4 separate regions of the Mus musculus genome follow, and all the other regions are linked to region 3. Evidence: chromatin loops called from intact Hi-C (ENCODE). Cell type or tissue: heart. All regions are shown on one strand.

Evidence for each region. Peaks named below come from ENCODE experiments on the same cell type or tissue, not always from the same donor. Only the 100,000 strongest peaks of a DNase experiment are listed, where the experiment ranks them.
Region 1: a loop joins it to region 3, with 3 times the contacts of the local background. A loop is called at or near these places in 20 of 42 quality-filtered maps.
Region 2: a loop joins it to region 3, with 2.8 times the contacts of the local background. A loop is called at or near these places in 10 of 42 quality-filtered maps.
Region 4: it touches region 3 in a loop (6-fold over the local background); 27 of 42 quality-filtered maps call a loop at or near these places.

The regions. Positions count from the first base shown.
Region 1 is chr2:120,278,248-120,283,247 of GRCm38, reverse strand. Pla2g4d (phospholipase A2, group IVD) reads left to right here. Exons shown (of 20, transcript NM_001024137.1): 4 at 1,482-1,613; 5 at 2,214-2,254; 6 at 2,587-2,629; 7 at 3,919-3,982; 8 at 4,244-4,380. Among named protein-coding and RNA genes, the nearest start is that of Pla2g4d, 8.3 kb to the left of the region's middle. In heart, CTCF peaks have their summits at 1,817 (motif pointing right) and 3,060 (motif pointing right); no DNase peak of the experiment used is centred here; H3K27me3 peaks cover 241 bases.
Region 2 is chr2:120,262,786-120,267,785 of GRCm38, reverse strand. It overlaps Pla2g4d (phospholipase A2, group IVD), which reads left to right. Exons shown (of 20, transcript NM_001024137.1): 20 at 921-1,917. The coding sequence ends at 1,147. All of the region lies in intron 1 of Gm52560 (a long non-coding RNA gene), which reads right to left. Among named protein-coding and RNA genes, the nearest start is that of Gm52560, 4.0 kb to the right of the region's middle. In heart, a CTCF peak has its summit at 2,032 (motif pointing right); no DNase peak of the experiment used is centred here; H3K27me3 peaks cover 1,512 bases.
Region 3 is chr2:120,082,185-120,087,184 of GRCm38, reverse strand. It overlaps Sptbn5 (spectrin beta, non-erythrocytic 5), which reads left to right. Exons shown (of 67, transcript NM_001370938.1): 1 at 1-1,072; 2 at 1,443-1,617; 3 at 1,779-1,946; 4 at 3,911-4,027. The coding sequence starts at 1,507. Among named protein-coding and RNA genes, the nearest start is that of Sptbn5, 4.2 kb to the left of the region's middle. In heart, CTCF peaks have their summits at 2,126 (motif pointing left) and 4,560 (motif pointing right); DNase peaks (open chromatin) are centred at 2,004 and 2,394; H3K27ac peaks cover 800 bases.
Region 4 is chr2:120,168,616-120,173,615 of GRCm38, reverse strand. Pla2g4e (phospholipase A2, group IVE) reads left to right here. Exons shown (of 20, transcript NM_177845.4): 16 at 1,791-1,898; 17 at 2,305-2,508; 18 at 3,421-3,587; 19 at 4,961-5,000. Among named protein-coding and RNA genes, the nearest start is that of Ehd4, 17 kb to the right of the region's middle. In heart, CTCF peaks have their summits at 2,713 (motif pointing right) and 4,002 (motif pointing right); a DNase peak (open chromatin) is centred at 2,615; H3K27me3 peaks cover 232 bases.

The sequences.
Region 1 (5,000 bases), 200 kb before region 3:
AACACTGAACCATCTTGCCTGCCCCAGGAGACATTTTAAAATATTGGTTTTCTTTCTCTTTTCTTTTTTTCCCAGTCAAGGTCTTGCTATGTAGTTCTGGCTGTACTAGACCTCACTATGTAGATCAGGCTGGTCTCAAACTCACAGAGATCTACCTGACTCTGCTTTCATATGCAACCATACCCAAGCTTATTTTTTCTTGGGGGGGGGAGTGTAAAGTATTGTTGTTTTCAGATACATTCTTTTTACATAGGCTTAGATGGCTTAGCTCTTACTATGTAGCCAGGCTTGACCTTGAACTTATAGCAATCCTCCTGTCTTTGCCTCCTGACTGCTAGATTGTAGGCATGAGCCACTATGCCCAGCCTAGGAAGAAAATTCTTCAGGATACATACATACATACATACATACATACATACATACATACATACATACATACATATTTGAGACAGTCAATCACTGTGTGATTCAGACCAGCCTCAAATATATGGTCCTCTTGTAGCCACCTCCCCAGGGCTAGGGTTACAGGCCTGAAGCCCTGGTCTCCCTTGATTTTGGTCCACATGGAGGAGGGGCCCATAAAGCCCCACCCTCTGTCCTCTGTCTGGGGAACTATTGGCAGCTGATGGCTACTGGGAAAAGAAGAGTCAATTTTCTTCGAGGATTTGGTCCATTTTCTTCGGGGATTTGGGCTCTGAGAGTGTACCATCCAGTAGATGGTGCACACTTACACACATGCAGGAGGCACTAAGTGGACTCTATGTAATAAGCCAGAGAGAGAGAGAGACAGAGAGAGACAGAGAGACAGAGAGAGACAGAGACAGAGAGAGACAGAGAGAGAGACAGAGAGAGACAGAGAGACAGAGAGAGAGACTGAGGGAAGGCACGAAGGTGGAAGGAGTTGTAGAAGGTAACGGAGGAATTGGAAGGGAGGGGTGGGGGGCGAGGGTAGATTAGATCCAAAGACTTTATATTCTTGTATGATTATTAAATAAAAAATTATGGGTTGGAGAGATGGCTCAGCGGTTGGGAGCACTGACTGTTCTTCCAGAGGACCTGAGTTCAGTTCCCAGCAACCACATGGTGGCCCACAACCACCTGTGGTGGGATCTGATGCCCTCTTCTGGTGTGTCTGAAGACAGTGGCAGTGTACTCACATTCATAGAGTAAATGCATAAATCTTTTTTTAAAAAACTATAATTAAAAACCACAAAGGGAGGGCTGGAGAGATGGCTCAGAGGTTAAGAGCCCTGGGTGCTCTTCCAGAAGACCAGGGTTCAATCCCCAGCACCTACATGGCAACTCACAACTATCTGCAACTCCTGTCCCAGTGGATCCAACACCCTTACACAGACATACTAAATAAGTCATTATAAAAAACACAGGAGGGGAAACTAGGGACTTCACTGGATTTGGCTTTACCTGTGTATATGAGCTAATGTTGCAATGAAAAGATACTATGTTATGTTCCTGGCCCCTAGAACATTCTAGAACTAACTATCTATGACGAAGACGTAATTACGAAAGATGACATCTGCTTCAAGGTTTCTTATGATGTCTCAGAAATCCTTCCTGGACAGCTGCTCCAGAAAACCTTCAGCCTGAATCCTCAGGTGGGTAAGAAGGCTTCAGGCTAAGGAAATTGCTCAACGTTTCCTACCTGCCAGGATGCTGCTGGCTGTAGTCACTCACGGGACAAAAGCTGATTCTCATTGAACAGGAAAGGGACTGGTCGGTCTAGCTGCTATTCCTGACAGCATCTCCCCATGTCAGAGCCTTAGTCACCTCAATGATAGCCCTCAAAAAACTGCTCAGTGCAACCACCAGAGAGCAGTGTGGACCCATCACCCTTGCTCAAGGGACTCCAGGCCTGCCCCACCAAGGTCTGGTTCTGTTTCCTGCTACAGACTTGGGGAGGGGATGGTAGAATTATGGGGCCCAGAAGCCTCCTCAACAGAAGAAGAAATAGGAGCTGGGTATCCTCAGATCACCTTTAGCCAAGCTCTTTCAGTCCCATCAGGGCTTGGGAAACCAGGGGGAAGAACCTGTAGTCCTCTAGCTTCTGATACTTTAATAGCTGGCTTATCTTCCCCTTAATTTTGTACTGGAAATAGTCTCAATAGTATACCTTCCTTGGAGACTACTAGAGACGGCAGGATAATGCTTTTAAGAGATTGGTGTCAACTGTACATGCCGACCCTCTTTGATTACAGGGACCAGAAGAGTTAGATGTGGAGCTCCTAATGGAAAGAACGTAAGAATGAAGGGCTGGAAGGTGGCTGAGGACACTAGTTCTTCTTTGAAAACTGGCTCTGACCCGGGTCTGTTCATCTGAGCCACCTTCCCAGCTCTGCATCTGCTGGAGAGGTCTGGGGCTCCTCTTGGGAGCAAGGAGGAGGGTGGGTGGCATTTCCCCTGTTCTTTGCTCTCATTTCACCTTGCCAGACACAGCAGCGTCTCTCCTAATCCTGTATCACCCAGGGATATCCCTGTGGATAGGAATATGGTGGTGGGGGTGATAATGTCAATACTTTTTTGAACACTTTTGATTTCCTAAGTTCAGAATGGATGTTTTGATTTTCTCAGGTGGGACCCTCCAGAAAACCTCATCACCAACAATGTTCTTGTGGTAACGACCTTCCTGTGACTCGGGAGATTCGGGGGTAGCGGGGCAGTTGGGAACGGTATTCTGGGGTGTGGAGGGGAAGGGACAAGACAGGGCTAGGGCTTTGTGGTAAAACTACCCCAGACTCCCAAAAGATCATCCTGTAGGGCTTGGGTGTGTGTGTGTGTGTGTGTGTGTGTGTCCGTCCAGAGCTGAGGTCACGTGACTATACAGAGCCTGTCCAGGCTTCCAGCTGGATGGCTGGAGAACTGTTGAGAAAACGTAGATGCTTTTTGCTGATGTTTAGTTATGTGTAATGAGCACAGTGGAGTCCTGCATGCCAGGCCCAGGGCCATTTATTAATATTGAGGTCACTGAGGTTTGGAAGGTGTTTCTAGTAGAATTTGCAAGCCTGTCTCTTGGCGATCTCATGAAACTGCAGTAGGCAGTAATGGCCACAAGGTGGCGAGCGCTGCATCGAAAGCTGCCTATTGATTGTGGGGTTCATTAACTGGAGTCAGATGAATAAAACCTGGAGCTGACCCCTGGAACACACCTCAGGGGCTTGCAACACGCCGGTCAGATGGTTAGTTTACCTTTAAAAGGAATTCGTAGGGTAGCCTGGTACCGTGGCACCTGTCTGTAATCCCAGCACCTGAGAGGCAGAGGCATGAGGCCAGCCTGGTCTACACAGTGAGTTTCAGTTCTGCCAGGGCTACTACATATTGAGACTTCATGTCAAAGATAAAACAGTGAACTAGCACTTCCAGAAGTTGCCACACACACACACACCCTGAGTTGTGGGGATGAGTAGTGTGTAGTTAGATCCAGCAGTTCTGTTGGAAGGGCTGGCCAGAGCAGCCTCAGCCACCGAGCTTCCCAGGGAGAGCTCTAAAAGCAAGTCGGTGAAGCTGAGGATAATCAAGAGATGTTCTGGTCACTATGGCTCTGAATGCTTTACTGTCACCTTCCGCCTGTGGGCCTGAGATTCCCACATACTTGAGAATCTGTGAGATGAACACTGGAGCCATAACAGAGAGACCTGAGCCTGAGAGCCGGGAGCTTTTAGAGCTTTCAGAAGACGAGAAAGTTAAGAACAGGAGCAGGCAGGGGTGGACTGACTTGGATGTCCCACATGAGACTACAGTAGGCTTAGCGGTCTGCAGCAGGTCAGAGATGGGTGAAATCCTATTCTGTACCCCACTTTGTGTTGTGTGTGTGGTGGTTTGAGGCTCAATGGGCCTCAGGGTTGAGGTAGAGGGGACCTCAGCTAACCGTGTGAAATTCTTTGACTATGATGTCGTCTGCCCCAGGCCCGAGAACTGTCACACCTGGATGTCTCCCTGGACAGAGCCGGGAACACCGCCATGGCAGCAGGTGAGAACTGGACTCTGCCTGGACCACGGTGGGCACAGGCTGCTGGGAAACCTGTACAAGAAGGGAACAGCTCTGCCATAGGTGGGAGCCCCTCGGGCTATACCGTGCAAGCAATCTGGGAAGGCTCTCTTTAGAACCCTGCTCACTGTGGTCCAGCCTCAACCTCCTCTTCTACAAACAGCCACTTCTGCTAGTATCCCAGATCCGAGATGGAGTTCAAGGTTCCTTTGTTCCTTCCTTCTCATCTGGTCTCCTCCCTAGGCCAGGACAAACTAGAGCTGGAGCTTATGCTGAAGGGGTCATATGAGGACACACAGACATTTTTCCCGGACACAGCTTTTACCTTCAGCTTCCACTACATGAGGGGCCAAGACACAGAACTGAATGGGTACCTGAGGGTGAGTCTCTGCTCTCCAAATCTCCCACCACCCTTAGCTAGCTCCATGCCCTTTCCTACCAAGGCCAGGCCTCTTGTGCTCAGGGAACATCAGTGGGGGCTGGGGACGATCACACAGTGTCAATCTTTCCGTGTTCCTCCATCAGAAGACTTAGTGTTGGTAGAATAAAACCTGTTGATGCCCACACAGGCAGCCTGTGCAGCCTGGCCTCGTCCTCTCTGCTCTCTCATTTCTGTTTCTTGATGCTCTGGCCATCCTTCCCTCCTTTTGCTTTTCAAACATGTCAAGTACTTTCCAGGTCTTCCGGCTGCCTCCAGTACCTCCTCTTCCTCTTCTGCCTCCTGCTTCTCCCCCTCCCCATCTTAGTTCAAACAACACCTCTTCAGAGATGCCCTCCATGGGGTCCCTCATTTTAGACAGACCCCCCCAGACCTCCCTTCCTTCCCAGCATTTTACCCCATCACACTATGATGCGCCAACACCCCATTACTGACATCAGTTCCTTTCTTTGAAAAATATTTTTAGATGGGGTCTCACTAGAAGCATGACTGCTTTGGAACTGGCTCTGTAGATCAGGCTGGCTTCAAACCCAGACATCCATCTGCCTCTACCTCCCAAGT
Region 2 (5,000 bases), 180 kb before region 3:
TTTCTCTTCCCTTTTCTCTTCCCTTTTCTCTTCCCTTTTCTCTTCCCTTTTCTCTTCCCTTTTCTCTTCCCTTTTCTCTTCCCTTTTCTCTTCCCTTTTCTCTTCCCTTTTCTCTTCCCTTTTCTCTTCCCTTTTCTCTTCCCTTTTCTCTTCCCTTCCCTCTTCCCTTCCCTTTTCCCTTTTCCCTTCCCCTTCCCTTTTCCCTTCCTTTTTCCCTTTTCCCTTCCCTTCCCTTCCCTTTTCCCTTTCCTTCCCTTTTCCCTTTTCCCTTCCCTTCTCTTCCCTTCCCTTCCCTTCCCTTCCCTTCCCTTCCCTTCCCTTCCCTTCCCTTCCCTTCCCTCCCCTCCCCTCTCCTCCCCTCCCCTCCCCTTTCCCCCTTTCCCCCTTTCCCCCTTTCCCCCTTTCTCCCTTTCTCTCTTTATCTCTTTCTTTCAAGTTCTTCCACATATTAGCAAGAGCTCAGTAGCTACATCCCCAGCCCATGTTTTAATCGTCCAGGCTGTCTGCGATCTCAGTCTGTAGACCAGGCCTTGAATTTACAGTCCTGCCTCAGCCTTCTAAGTAGCCAGATGCCAGGCCTTAGAATTCCAAAGAAAGTCTTCTCTTTGCTCCCACCAGGAACTTTAAGAATCCTTTCGTTAATCTCAATTTTGCTCGTTCTCAGTTTCTGACTCTCCAAGAAGCTGTGGGGCAACCCCATGAACTGTCTGAACTATGGGATGTGTTGTAGGAGTTGTAGGGGGGACCAAACTCCTCTTACTTCAAACTTGTTTCTTATCATCCACATTTGTATTTCTGGCTGGAGGGAAAAGGACCCCTTCCATGGGGCTCAGCTTCCCCAGGGCCTGGCTGAGTGACAGTCTTGCACACCTATGGAGGCCTCTGGGCCCTGCTCCTGACCCTCCTCTCATCCTTGGCAGGTGTCAGGCGCAGCCCTGATGAGCTCAAGGCTGGGCAGGTGAATCTCACAGGGGCTGCCTCCCCCTACTTCATGTACAACATGACCTACAAGAACGAAGATTTCGACCGGTTGCTTCAGCTCTCTGACTACAATGTTCAGAACAACCAGGGCACTATCCTGCAGGCCCTGAGGACAGTTCTGAAACGGAGGGCTTCAGAGACCAGGCCATTGGGAGTGAAGACGTGAGGCTTCTCAGGGGGTCTCTGAGGCTCTGAAGACCACACTATGATCCTCCAACTTCCAAGGGCTTAACTCAGCCTGCATCTAGGCACAGTGGCAGTGCCTTTGGCTGGAGCTTCCAGTTCTCCACCCACATTTGTATTTCTGGCTGGAGGGAAAGGACCCCTTCCATGGGGCTCAGCTTCCTCAGGGCCTGGCTGAGCGACAGTCTTGCACACCTATGGAAGCCACTGCAGCTGGCCTCACTGCCCAGAGGGCGTACCCCACCCTCCATCCTTCCCTGTGTTTCCAGTTGGTCCTAGAGGAATTGAATACCTCCTGTGACACGTACATAAGACACCTGATGGCAGCAGACTGTTCACTGCTAATGGACATCTCCTTAGTTTTTGTAGTTTGAACTTGAATCCTGCAATCTTCAGTTCACCAGCTTGAATACTTTTTGGTGGATTCTGGAGGGAATTCAGTTATGGATCTTGCGATCTATGAAAGAAATGGTCTTCCTTCCTCCTTCCTGGTTCGAATGTGTTTTATTTCTTGTTCTGACTGAATTGCCCTGACTAGAATCCTGGACATTGTGCTCCACGGACACGGCAAGAGTAGCCATCCTTGGTTTTATTTCTGATATGGAAGGACAGCATCAAGGCTTCCTACCGTTTTGCTGTTCAATCTTAAGTGGGTTTGGGTTTTGTCAGATTGAAAACATTCTGTTCTGTCCCTAGTTTGTTGAGTGGTTTTGTTGTTAGTGATATCATAAAAAGGTATTGAATGTTGTCGCGTAATTTTTGCCTCTCTTGGGATACTCAGGTGGGTTTGTTTTTATTTTTATGTTTTTTTTAATTTTAATTTTAATTTATTTAATATACAAGTTGCTCTGTCTGCATGTACACCCAAGTGCCAGAAGAGGGCATCACATCCCCTTAAAGATGGGATAGTCTCACTCTTCATCCCTGGCTGGCCTGGATCTCATTATATAGACCCAAATGGCCACAGACTCACCGGATCTGCCTGCCTGTGCCTCTGCGAGTGCTGGGATTAAAAGTGTGAGCCACCATGCGAGTCTTTCCCTATATTCTATCCATGCGCCTCACTCCATTTACTGATTTTTGGATGTTGACCTCCCTTGCACTGACAATGTCATAGAATTTTTCATGTGTATTGCTATCATATCTTTCTCTATCTCCTACACTTATACACACACACACACACACACACACACTCGCTCCATTGGCAGGAGGCAAAGTGGGAACTTTAGGAGAGACTTCAGCTCAGGGCTTGGCCTCAGCTGATGTCCCCACACAGGGTCCTCCCTCAGCTGCCTCTTCCGTATCTGGCTTTGATTTGCTTTCTTGTAATACCATAAATTTGCTTTTCCCAGCCACCGTGTCCGTGCAGTGTACTGCGCATGGTACTTTGTTTTACGTGGGCGCTGCGTGCTGAGCTTCTTCGTTCTCACTGTGGTCGGTGATGTCAGATGGTATCACCACGTCTGTGCTTTCAGTAGTGAGATTCAGGAGTGAGAGGAGGAAAACCAGCTCCTGCCTCTGAGTGCCCTGAGGCTCTTACCCTCCTGTGGCCGCAGCACTCTCACAGAGTGATAGTGACAACAGTTACCATGGTTACCATGCAGTGACAGAACAAGACAAGGGACGACCATTCCCTAAGGTGGCTGAGCATGGAAGAGTCAAGACTGTCACAGGTTTGACTCACGTTAGCTGATCTTGGCTCAAGAGTGGATAAGATACCACTCATGCCTTCTTATCCCTGCTTCACTCACTACCTCCTAGATAAAAGTTATGAAGATACACACTTGTATATCTGTCTCTCTCCTGACAGCACCCAAGCCAGGGCAAACCTTTGCTACCTTGAAGATTCCCTTAAAATCATCTCTCACAAGCCCAAACCCTTCATTCAGTCCCACCCTCACCTCTACTGAGATGCTCTCCAGTTTCCCATGTGCTGCCTCCTTGGGTAAAACCACAAATGAAATTTGTCAACTACCAGCAAAGTTCCTGGTGGTCTCTGGCTGGTAGGCATCAACGGGTTAAGCAACTTTCTCAAGATCACTAAATACAGACAAGGATGGTGGTACACATCTGTATTCCCAGCACTCATGAATCTGAGACACGGGATCTGCAAGTTACAGGCCAGCTTGGGCTACACAGCAAAACCCTGCCTCAAAAACAGAACAAAACAAACAAACACCAACCAACCAACAACATCATCTTCATCAAAAAAACTACCAGGAAGCTGGGCATGGTGTTACATAACATTAATCCTAGCACCAAGTTTGAGGTCAGTCTGATCTACACAGGGAGCTCCAGGCCAGCCAAGTCTACATAGCATGGCCCTGTTTCAAAATAATAAAACCCAAACCAAAAATGAACAAACAAAACAATCAAGGCTGGTAAGATGTACCGCAGGTAAAGGTACCTGCTGCCAAGATGACAACCTGAGTTCAATCCCTTGGACCCACATGGTAGGAGAGAAACAACTTCATAAAAGTTGCCTTCTGACCTGTGGCAAATGAGTATACACTTACAATGGATGGATGGGTGGATGGATGGAACATAAAATGTCTAAGGGGCTGGAGAGAGGGCTAAGCAGGTCAGAGCACTGCCCTTGCAGAGGACCCAGGTTTGATTCCCAGCACCCACATGGTAACTCATAGCCATCTTTAACTCCAGTTCCAGGGGATCTAATGCTCTCTTCTGGCCTCCACAGACAACAGGCATTCACATGGTGCACATATATACACGCAGACAAATGCTCATACACATAAAATCTTAAGAATGTTAAACTAAAACAAAGCACGACGAAACAGACAAATAGAAACTCACTAAACTTGAAAGTGGGAAAGACAGACCAAGACGTGCCTTTTCCACACCGGTCCCCAGATTCTAAAGCAGTACTTAGCTCTGTGTCTTTGGGAACACCCTGTGTCTTGCATAACACATCCTACTTATGGATAGCCAACTTCATACAAAGTGAGGTCTGGTCTCTGCCTTCAACCCTAAGAAGGAATTTCTAAGCCCCAGAATGCCATGGTTTTGGGGTCATTAGCCTTGATGGGCTGCAGGAACTAAAGATTAGAAGTACTGTTCAGACTTCCAGGACAAGCAAGTGCTTTCCTGAAGCTCTACGTTTGAACTCTTCCAGCATCTGGTGGTCCTAAGGACCTTCAAATATGCAACCACCTGGTCCAAAATTGAGTGAGGTAAGGGAGAGTGGAGCGCCATTCCCTCAGGCTGTAGATGCATTCTGTAGCAGTGACCTCGAGACCCAGGAAGACATGGCACGCTGCAAGCTGTCTTTGCTCTGGGGTTCGGGCACCTCCAGGCTTTCAGGCTCTTGAGTGTGAGAGGGGCATAGAGTGAGCAAATGGATGGAGAGTCTCCATCCATTCAGAGACATTGAAAAAGTCAGAGAGAGCTGGGGTGAGGTCACAGAATGCTCAGCCTGAGGCAGACTGAGACCACTGCCATATCTGGCACATGAGTGTGCATGTGCCTTTGTCTCCCCTGCTATCACCCTTCCCAATCTGGTGAGGACTGACAGCAGCAGGTGTCAGCCCTACTCACAGATGTCGAGGTATATTGCTCATCTTGCAGCCCATGGGCTCCTCAGGAGGCCCAGAGCAGACAGGCAGAGACATGAAGCCCAGCAGGAAGACCCAGCATATCCTAGCTCTGCCTTCTGTTCAGCACAGGTGGTAGTCATGGGAATGGCAAACACAAATAACTAGACTGATTATCTTTTTTTCCTGAGCAAGATATATATAGCAGGAATAGCATTGTGTCAGAAAACTTTTTAAAAAGTATCAACTAAGAGACCAAACAAAAATAATAAGAAAGTAATTCTT
Region 3 (5,000 bases):
CTGTCTGACCTCAGATCTCACAAACCTGGAGGAGCTGAGGCCAGAGCCCCTCAAACCCAGAAGGCTTTCCCGATGAAGCTTTCCCTTACAGATGAGACTGGGCACCTTCAGGGTGCTATGGCTGAAGACAAGGCTTTCCCTGCAAAACAGGAACTGGGCCTGGAAGACTGTAGCATTTCTTCTAGAATATTCCTTAGAGCTGATCAAAGTCTGGGGCATCAGGCAGCCCATGCAGAGGGCTTGTGCTGCAGTCAGGAAGAGCGAGCACCTGCCCCGGTGGTTACCTATAACTAACTGAACTTGGGTCCCAGTCTCTGAGATGGTTGTGTGTGAATGTCTGAAGACTGGGGTGAGGGTGGGGGAGCCTACAGCACCTCAAGGAAGTGTCCCTGTGGCCAAGGCTTTTGAGAGAAGAGGTCAAGACTACTGACAGGAAGCCTGTGGGAAGGGGTTGTTGCTCATAGAGGAGCTATGAGCAGGAGCTGCTTCCCTGGGTACCTTCTGCCACAATAAATCTGTCATTGGCTTCTCAATACTTAGCTAAGCTGAGCTTGTGGCCCAGATCTATTCAAGACCTGGGAATCTAAGCCCAAGACACTACAGCTTCCTGTGGCTATTCCTAGTTAGAGAGAGGCTGTCAGACGGCTCCTTCAATCATCCTAGGATGGGTGTGGAAGAGAAAGGGAGTCTACAGCTTTTAGCCAGAAATCCTGATCATGGATACCTCTCATTAGACTTCAGCATCCTGCAATGTTCTCACTAGAGCCAACAAGACCCTCCTCACCTGCCAACAGTGGAAACAGCCAGGAGATGGGGTAGAGGATAAAGGAGGAGACCCCCTAGCAATGAGCCTAGAGCATTCTTGAGCCACCCTCTCCTGTCTGGGTCCCGCCCTGTAGCAGGTGGGAGGACAATGCTGCTTGTGTGCTGACAGGCTGGCAAAGGGGAGGGCCATACTGTGCCTCCAGCCTGACCTTTCTGGTTCCCTCCCTCACTCCCCAGGCTTTGCTATTTTGTATCTCCATTCCAGCAGTGGGACCTCCTAATGAGGACCCGGACATCAACTGCCAAGGTGAGCAACCCTAGCTCCCTTCTGTCCGCCAAAGAGCAGGGGCCATGGCTGTGGTGCTAGGACTATAGCAGTAGGTGTTCAGAGTAGAGTCTGGAAAGTTGGGATAGGGGTGGCTCTGGGTCATTCAAGTGCAGGCTACCAGTCAGACCTCTTACTCGCTTAGGTTCCAATCCGTAATTTCTGTCTCCATGGGGACAGTGTATCAAGATAGGGCCTCAGACTCCTGGCAGAAGGATCATCAGTTTCCACAGTACTTCCCAGCCCCCATGCCTCCACCACCTCCAGACACAGGGAAATGCCCAGTCGCCATTCACCCTCAAAGAGCTAAGGCTCATAAGCTGGTTGTCCCATCAACCCTCCACCTCCTTAGCCGCAGCGTCCCTGACGAGAAGACCCAGGCCCAAAGCTCAGCCCTTCTGAGTTCAAGTTTGGCCATGGACTCTGAGTATGAGATAGGCCATGTCCGCAAGCTCCAGGCTCAGCATACACACATGCAGGAGAAGACCTTCACCAACTGGATCAATAACATCTTCCGACTAGGACGGGTAAGCAAGGTCTGAGGACGTCCAGTTCTGACCAGTGACCTGGGGGTCTGCTGTAGAGTCATCTACCTGTAGCTATTTCTGGCCTACCCCTCCCAGGCTTTAAAGTGGGGTGGGCAGGAGATGCTGGGCTGACCCCACATCTGCCTCAATCCACTCCTCAGGTGGGCATCAGGATCCAGAACCTGTACACAGAGTTTGCTGACGGTGCCCACCTACTGCGGCTATTGGAGCTTATCTCTGGGGAGGCCCTACCAGCGCCCAGTCCGGGCCGCCTGCGCGTGCACTTCCTGGAGAACAACAGCCACGCCCTGGCCTTCCTCAGGGCCAAGGTTTGTTCTGGGAAGGTGTTTCTGGCTGAAGGGCTGGGTGAGAGGAACCAGAGGTCATCAAAGGAGGCCCAGGCCTCAGGCAGAGCAGGAGATCCGGGCTTGAGTACCAGAAGTGCAGCTGAGGAGGTGGCGAGGGGTGTAGCAAAGTTCTCCTTGCCCTGTATGCTTGGCTTAGACAGCCACCAGCTGGCCACAGCAGGAACAGTCTAAAACCCTCTCCGGACTGAAAGCATCTCTGTCTAATGAGGGAAAGGACCTGAGTGTTCTCAATCTTCCCATTTCAGAAAGCTGGACACCTAGAAATACAGGAATAGCTCCACACCCGGCTTCTTTAGGAGCTTATTAGACAGCAGGTCACTGACACTCGTGGAGGTGATAACCTCAGTGCTCTAGATAGCTCAGGGAACTGTAGTCAACACCAGACAAGGGAGTTACCCCAAGCACAGTTAAGCCACAGCTTTGATTTCCCCTAGAGTCAGTTATTGAGCAATTCCTAGGCTGGGTGTGGTGGTTAACATCATTAATCCCAGCACGAAAGAAGCCAAGGCAGGACGATCTCAAGTGGGGGCTACCCTGTAACATAGGGTGGTAACTGGGTGTGTGTTTTCCCAACACAGATACACATATGTAAACACACACCACCACTAACAATAACAACAAAGTCCTGAATATTTGCTGATTTCCTCCTGCCGCGATCAAGTTCATTGATCAATGGATTATTGCTAAACCCAGAGCTGGGAGGGTTGACTCTGGAGAGCCTGGAAGGAGGACACAAGCTTTCCTTTGCCCCGAGCTAAGGTGAACACAGAGGGATGAGAGGGTCAGGGAGAGAGGGAAGTTCATGGGTGCATTCTTCAGAGACCAGTGGGGCACAAGAGAATACACCCACAGGGTGCGATGCCTACTGAAGTTCTGCTGGCAGGGCTGGCGATCAGCTCCCAGCTGTCTGGTCTTACAGGACGTCGCTCCTTTCTTTGTTCACTCAGCTCATCATTATTACATAGTATATGCTAAGAACTGAGGATGTGTTAGGGAGCAAAACCAACACCCCCACCACGGCAGGGATGGGAGCAGATGTGTATGTTTAGGTGGGAGAAAAAAAATGCAGTTTCAATTTCAAGTAAGGTGGTTGGAGTAGGCCACATTGAGGAAGCGACACCAAACTAGAGGCTTAAAGGAAGAAAGGGGAATAATCATGCAGACACCTGAGAGATAACACCTTCAAGCCTCGGAGACAGCCAGCCTATGCGAGGACACCAAGTCCTGTGTTAGAATGGGGCACCGGAGCTGCCTTAAGCAAAGCTGATCTCAGAATTCTTCGGCTTTGGTGTGGCATGATTCAGTAGAGACAATGGAGCCAGAGGGTAACTGGCAGGTTCTTTAGACTCTGATGTGTGCTCATCATGAGTTAATCAGTCCTCCTCCTAAGGAAGAAGCTCTAGACCAGAGGTTTCACCCTTATGACCCACAGAGCCACTCACAGTTTGCTTAGATGCAGATGATAGCACCTGGGCCTAGGCCTGGGCTTGGAGAATCTGGCTGGGTGGGGCTGGGGAACTCTAAACTTCTGATAGCTCAGTTGGAGGTGAAACACTGGCTGGAGACTGAGGTTTGGGGGTGATCCAGTGGCTCAGGCACCCCCTTGAGGTGCAGCAACGCTAGGAGGAGGAGACAGGCACTGGCTGTGTCTATTTAGCTCACTTAAGAACTCTCATTTTCTGCACCACCTTTGAGGGTCCTCCACCCAGTGGCCCAATCTAGTATATCTCCCCTTAGAGAATGTCCCCTTAGACCAATGTCCCAGCCATTAGAAAGCCATCTTTCCCCTGCCATTGTTCATTGCCTACTCTCCCTGTAGGACCTCTGCTGGAAGAGGCAGGCCCCTCCCATCTCCCGTCCTCCTAGACTCCAGTTTTCTCAGGACCATAGGCTTCATGGCTTAGCCCAATCAACTGTGCCCACAGGTGCCCATTCCCTTCATCGGGCCAGAGAACATTGTGGATGGGGACCAGTCACTCATCCTGGGACTCCTCTGGGTCATCATTCTGCGTTTCCAGATTTCCCACATCTCCTTGGACAGGGTATGTCTCAGGCTCCCAGGCCTCATGGCCCAGCCCTGGCTTCATCTCAGACCCCTGGGGCAGAGCTACTCCACCCATGTTGGTGATCCCTTGGTGCTGAGTGAATGAGTAGTCACCCTTCATCCAGGGGCAAAGGGCCCAGGATGGTGCCATGTGCTGAAGGAAGAGCTAGAGTTCTTCCTACAGTCTGGGGGCTAGTACTCGCTGGTGAGAGGCAGAGTGGCTGGACATCAGCCACTGCCATTCTTCGACTGTCATTTAGCACGGAATCTCTGCCACCTTCATGACACCAGAGGAAATTAGATATATAAAGGGACCCCAGCTCAGAAGTTTGCAATGTCCCCTTGATCCTGAAGACCACTGAAACAGTATTTTTATGGTCTCCATCTTTTCCTATCCCTCCTTTGGCCCTACACCTGGCTCAGAAAACATAAGCATACTGTTCTTATATCTATCAAGTTTCTGTTCTATGAAGTTCTTTTTTTAAAGATTTAGTTATTTTATGTATAGAAGTACACTGTAGCTATCTTCAGACAGACCAGAAGAGGGCGACAGATCCCACTACAAATGGTTGTGAGCCACCATGTGGTTGCTGGGAATTGAACTCAGGACCTCTGGAAGAGCAATCAGTGCTTTTAACCACTGAGCCATCTCTCCAGCTCCTGTTCTATGAATTTCTAACCACCACCCTCAGCTCCGTGCCAGTCCATTGGGCAAGACAAGCTGGAGATTGAGACCCTGATTTTAAAAGTCATGGATCTGACACACCGAGAAGGCCTCTCAAAGCTCACCATGTGGAGGCCCATGGATTGGCTCCATGGGTAAAGGCACTTGCAGTTAAGCCTGGCGACCTGAGTTCGATTCCCAGGGTCCTCTGCGGCCACCTCAGGCCATTTCCCTGGTTAGCTGAGATCCTGGGCAGTGTCCTAGCTTCTCTTACACACATCACTGGCACCACCAGAGGAAATTAAAT
Region 4 (5,000 bases), 86 kb before region 3:
GCCTGCCTTTGACTAACAGATAACAGGGAGAATCCGGGCCCATTGCTGGTCGCCTTGCTTAGCCTTGAGCTCTTGAACTTTCTGGATTTGCTGCTTTGCATGAAACCAGGAGGAGCTCCTGAATCTACTTCCAGATCGCAACTGCTCTAATCTTCCCAAAGCCTGTTAGGCCCAGGGAGACTTCAGTAAAGGGAGGATCCCAGCACCCTGGGCTCCTGTGGTCTATTTGAGGTTTACTCAGAAGATCTTGCATGGAAGATCTGAGATATGGAAAGCTGAGATAGGAAAAAAAGATTTTTAAAAAGATATTTGTGGCTGGGATTTGAACTCAGGACCTCTATCTAGAAGAGCAGTCAGTGCTCTTGACCACTGAGCCATCTCTCCAGCCCCATGAGAGAGAAGATTAGCACCCCAACTTTCTCCCTGCCTGGCTCCAGGCAGCAGTGGGTCTGCTTGCAGGAAAGACACAGCATCTCAGATCCCAGGCAGAGAAGACCCCCAACAGAAAGGACAGAGCCACTGGTTGGGGAAGCCTAGCCAGCTCCCTGTTCCTTGCTCTTTGGTTCCTCAGAAGCCAAGGTCACTGAGTACAGGGTCCACGGACTGTGACAGCCAATCTTTGTCCTTTGCTTCAGAGTCTCATCTGCAAAAAGTGACCTCAGAAAATAAGCCTATCATTACAGCTTCAAGGGCTGCTGTTTAAACTTCTTTTTTTGTTTGTTTGTTTTGTTGTTGTTTTTGGAGACAGGGTTTCTCTGTATACTGACAGACTGACAGGACAGCTCTGGCTGTCCTGGAACTCACTTTGTAGACCAGGCTGGCCTCGAACTCAGAAATCCGCCTGCCTTTGCCTCCCGAGGGCCGGGATCAAAGGCATGCGCCACCACCCGGCTTGAACTTCTTTTATTTAAACAGGATGTCTATCGACTTACTCCAGAGCAACCCATTTCAGAAAATCTAACTCAAGGCTCATTTCTTCTACGAACTCCACACTGCAGCTCACAACCCACAGTTCCTTCTTCCCTGAGACTTGGTCCCATATGCTTCTCAAACCTGTAGATCAGTTTGATCTGGTTCTTCACATGTTAGCTGCACAGAGGTTGTCTATTACCTAATTTCTCTGGACCTGTTTTCTCATCTCCATGTAAGATGAGAAATTAAATTAAGTTAAGAATATAATCATTAGTATTTGCTTGTTGGCGATAGGGTCTCACTCTGTAGCCCAGGTGGGCCTGGAACTTATTTTATAAATATCCTAGGCTAGTTTCAAATTCATGTCAGTCCTCTTGCTTCAACCTCCCTACTGGGACTACAGATGTGAGTTCCTATATCTGGCTTTATTATTATTATTATTATTGAAATTTTAATGTATCTTTATAATATTACTATATAAATTTTACATTAAAAGTAAGATCCAGCCTTATGTGTATCAAGGCTTACTGTATACCAGATACTGTCTTAATGCTTTCTTCATGTAGACTGATGCAAGATCAGAGCAGGGCCTGAACTTAAAGCCTACACTTTCAGCTGTCATTCCCCGACATAGCTATGCCTTAAGCACTCCCTGCTCCCTGCACTGAGGGAAGGGAGAAAAAGAGCTGAGCATTGGTACCGTCAGTCTGCATAGAACTGTCCTGTGGGAGACAGAAATCCAAGTCGGCCCTGCCCTGCCCCACCCTCCAAATAGCCTGGCCTAGAGTAGGCATGGGGATAAGGCCGAACCAGTGAGAGTTGGGGTGGGCAGGCAGGGAGTCTGGGGACAGTTGCTCATGACCTCTCTGCTTCTCTAGGGTTGTGGAGTAGCATCTTTTCCCTGAACCTGCTTGATGCCTGGAATTTGTCTCACACCTCAGAGGAGTTTTTCTATAGGTGGACAAGGGAGAGACTGCATGACATCGGTGGGTGACACCCTAGTTCCCCTCTTGGGTAGTGAATATACTGGGTATGGGTCATGAAGCAAGGACTGATTGCCTGTCAGGGTTTCCACATCACCCCAGACATGGGAAGGCAGTTTGCCTAGAGCATCACTGGGGGCAGGGCGGTTGTAGGCGGTACTCATGCTGAGGCCAGAAGGATGCTTCTGATATCCAGAGAGCTGATAAGCCTAGGGAATCTGTGAGCACAGAGAAAAACCAAACTTCTGGGCTCGCCATCCTCGCCGGGGCCTTCCTACCTTCTCTTTCTCCTTTTCTATACCCTCCATATCCTCCACCCTTGTCTCATAAAATGGATCGCTCTCTGGGGTCAAGCAACCAGGTACTACCCCAGCTTTTGTAACCTGCCCTCTATCCCTTCTCCCTACAGAAGATGATCCCATCCTGCCTGAAATCCCTAGGTGTGACGATAACCCCCTAGAGACCACAGTAGTGATCCCAACGACATGGCTGTCCAACACCTTCCGAGAAATCCTCACACGCAGGCCCTTCGTGTCTGAGTTCCACAACTTCCTGTACGGGATGCAGCTGCATACTGACTACTTACAGAACAGGCAGTTCTCTATGTGGAAAGGTACCACAACCTGGGCTGGCAAAGTTGGGAGGAAGGAAAAGCAAGCATGGATGTGGCCATAGAGGAAGATGGTCTCCTCTGGTCATGTTAATGGGCAGAACACAGCCAGCTTGGGTAAGGGAGGTGGCGAGGAGGGGAGTGGGGCAGGGCATGACACTCTATTTATGACTGAGAGCTTGAATGAATATGGCTTTGCCAGCAGGGGGCAATATAGGCATTAATTAGTTAATTGACTGTGACCACAGAATCTTCCTAGCAGTTCCAGCTTCAGAAGTTGGCCCAGTTGTACAAATGGAAAAATATGGACTTTTTTAGCAATATCTTTTGGGAGCACCTTTGACTGTGAGTGGTGCCCCCATTGCAGTTGAGGACACACAACCCAGCTCAGTCTCACAGCCCCAGGCCTTAGGCCACACTCTCATAGCTGGGATTCTGTATGCCTCCTTGAAAAGGCTTTAGGGACTAGGGCTAACATTCGTCCTATCCCACCATATGGCAATCTTCTCTGTTGTTTTATTTGTCCACAGCCTGCAAATTCCCTTCAGCATGGACTGTTATTTTGTCCTTGCTTTCTGGTGACAACGGGGCTGATAACTCTGGGTCCGTGGGTATCCATAGTTTATAAGATGCCCTTAAGCCCTTTCTTCACCACTAGGTCTATGGATGGGTCACAGTGGGTTTGTGTGCATAACCCATAGAAGACTTGCTAAAGCTTCAAGAGCATGCTGGTGTCCACTAGCCTACACAGAAAAGTAGGACTCAGTGCCCTAGGGAGTATGTGGGAGGCTAGAGGCCGGGGCTGAAGAGAGAAAGTTCCAGGGAGGGCACTCAGTACATACCAGGGCCTTCACCTCACCCACAGCTGACATCAGGTCACCTGGTAGGATGGTAACGAGAAGGCTTGACTTTCAGACACAGTACTGGACACCTTCCCAAACCAGCTGACACAGTTTGCAAAACACCTGAACCTGCTGGACACTGCGTTCTTTGTCAACTCCAGCTACGCACCCCTCCTTAGGCCAGAGAGAAAAGTCGACCTTATCATCCACCTCAATTACTGCGCAGGATCCCAGACAAAGGCAAGTATTACAGAGACATCCCCGGCTTCAGGGCTCCTGCGCGGTTACAGCACCATCACCTCAGAGGCCTGAGCGGCTGCAATGGAAGAATGTGCTCTGCAAACACACTCTGAGACTAAGGCATGGCACGGTGCAGGCTAGAGGACTAAATCTCACAGGCAACTGGCCGGCTTTCATGCGCTGGGACTTGGGGTTTACATGCACTCAGTAAATGGCAACTTTATTATCACGTTTGAGCATCTGATATACTTGGTCATTTTTCAGCTGAAAAAAAAATCATGATTCGTTTGTAGTATCTTATTTTTAAATTTTTTTCCATATGATCACACAGGTGACCAATGGTGGTATTGTTGATACACGCACACACACATATAGTGTATATGGCTACACTGTAGCTATCTTCAGACAAACCAGAAGAGGGCATCAGATCCCATTAGAAATATTGTGAGCCACCATGTGGTTGCTGGGAATTGAATTTATATTATTACTACTACTACTTTCTCTTTAAGGGAAAATCCTGAGCTTTTTGGTTTTTGTTTTTTGGTTTGTTTTGTTTTTTTCTTTTCTTTTTTTTTTTTTTCCGGTTGACTTTGACATAAAATCCAGCCTAAAGCTGGGAGAAGAAGGGAATTACAGACAAAAATGAGAGCAATGAGCCGGGCGTTGGTGGCACATGCCTTTAATCCCAGCACTTGGGAGGCAGAGGCAGGCGGATTTCTGAGTTCGAGGCCAGCCTGGTCTACAGAGCGAGTTCCAGGACGCCAGGGCTACACAGAGAAACCCTGTCTCGGAAAAAAAGAGAGAGAGAGAGAGCAATGATCGTGACCTGGGTTTGTAAATAAATGACAGTGTACTTCCCTACCCAGGCTCTCACCTGGCCCTTGCACCAGTTCTTTATGTAGATGGCACAGTCACTGCTATCCCTAGGTCAGAGGTGGGAACCAAGACTAAGTAGCTAGCTGGACACATGCAAGTAAGGCAGGCACAGGACTCGGACTTTTAACGGCACCTTTTCAAAGTCCAGCCCTTGGACACTGCTAGTCAGGACTCCAGGGGACTGGGCCCAGAGTCTGTTAATCTCACAGGATGCCCCCGCTATCTCACTGGTCTGTCTTTTAGTCGATGTAGCAGTAGCAGGGCTTCTGGGTTTAAAAAATTCATGGAAGAAGCTCGAGGCTGGCTAGGCACTAGCCTACTGCCTGGGCTTTTTGTCCTGAGCTAGCTTTTTCTTTTTCCCCCTAAAAATTCCACACAGTGGCAAAGCAGGTTGGGAGCAGTGTTAGCTAGGACAATCAGGAAACCAGTCCCAGGACCTCTGTGTGGTCTCCCTACCCCAGGCTTCCAGTGCTCACGGCTCTCCCATGCTGTTGCAGCCCCTGAAACAAACCTGTGAGTACTGTACCGAGCAGAAGA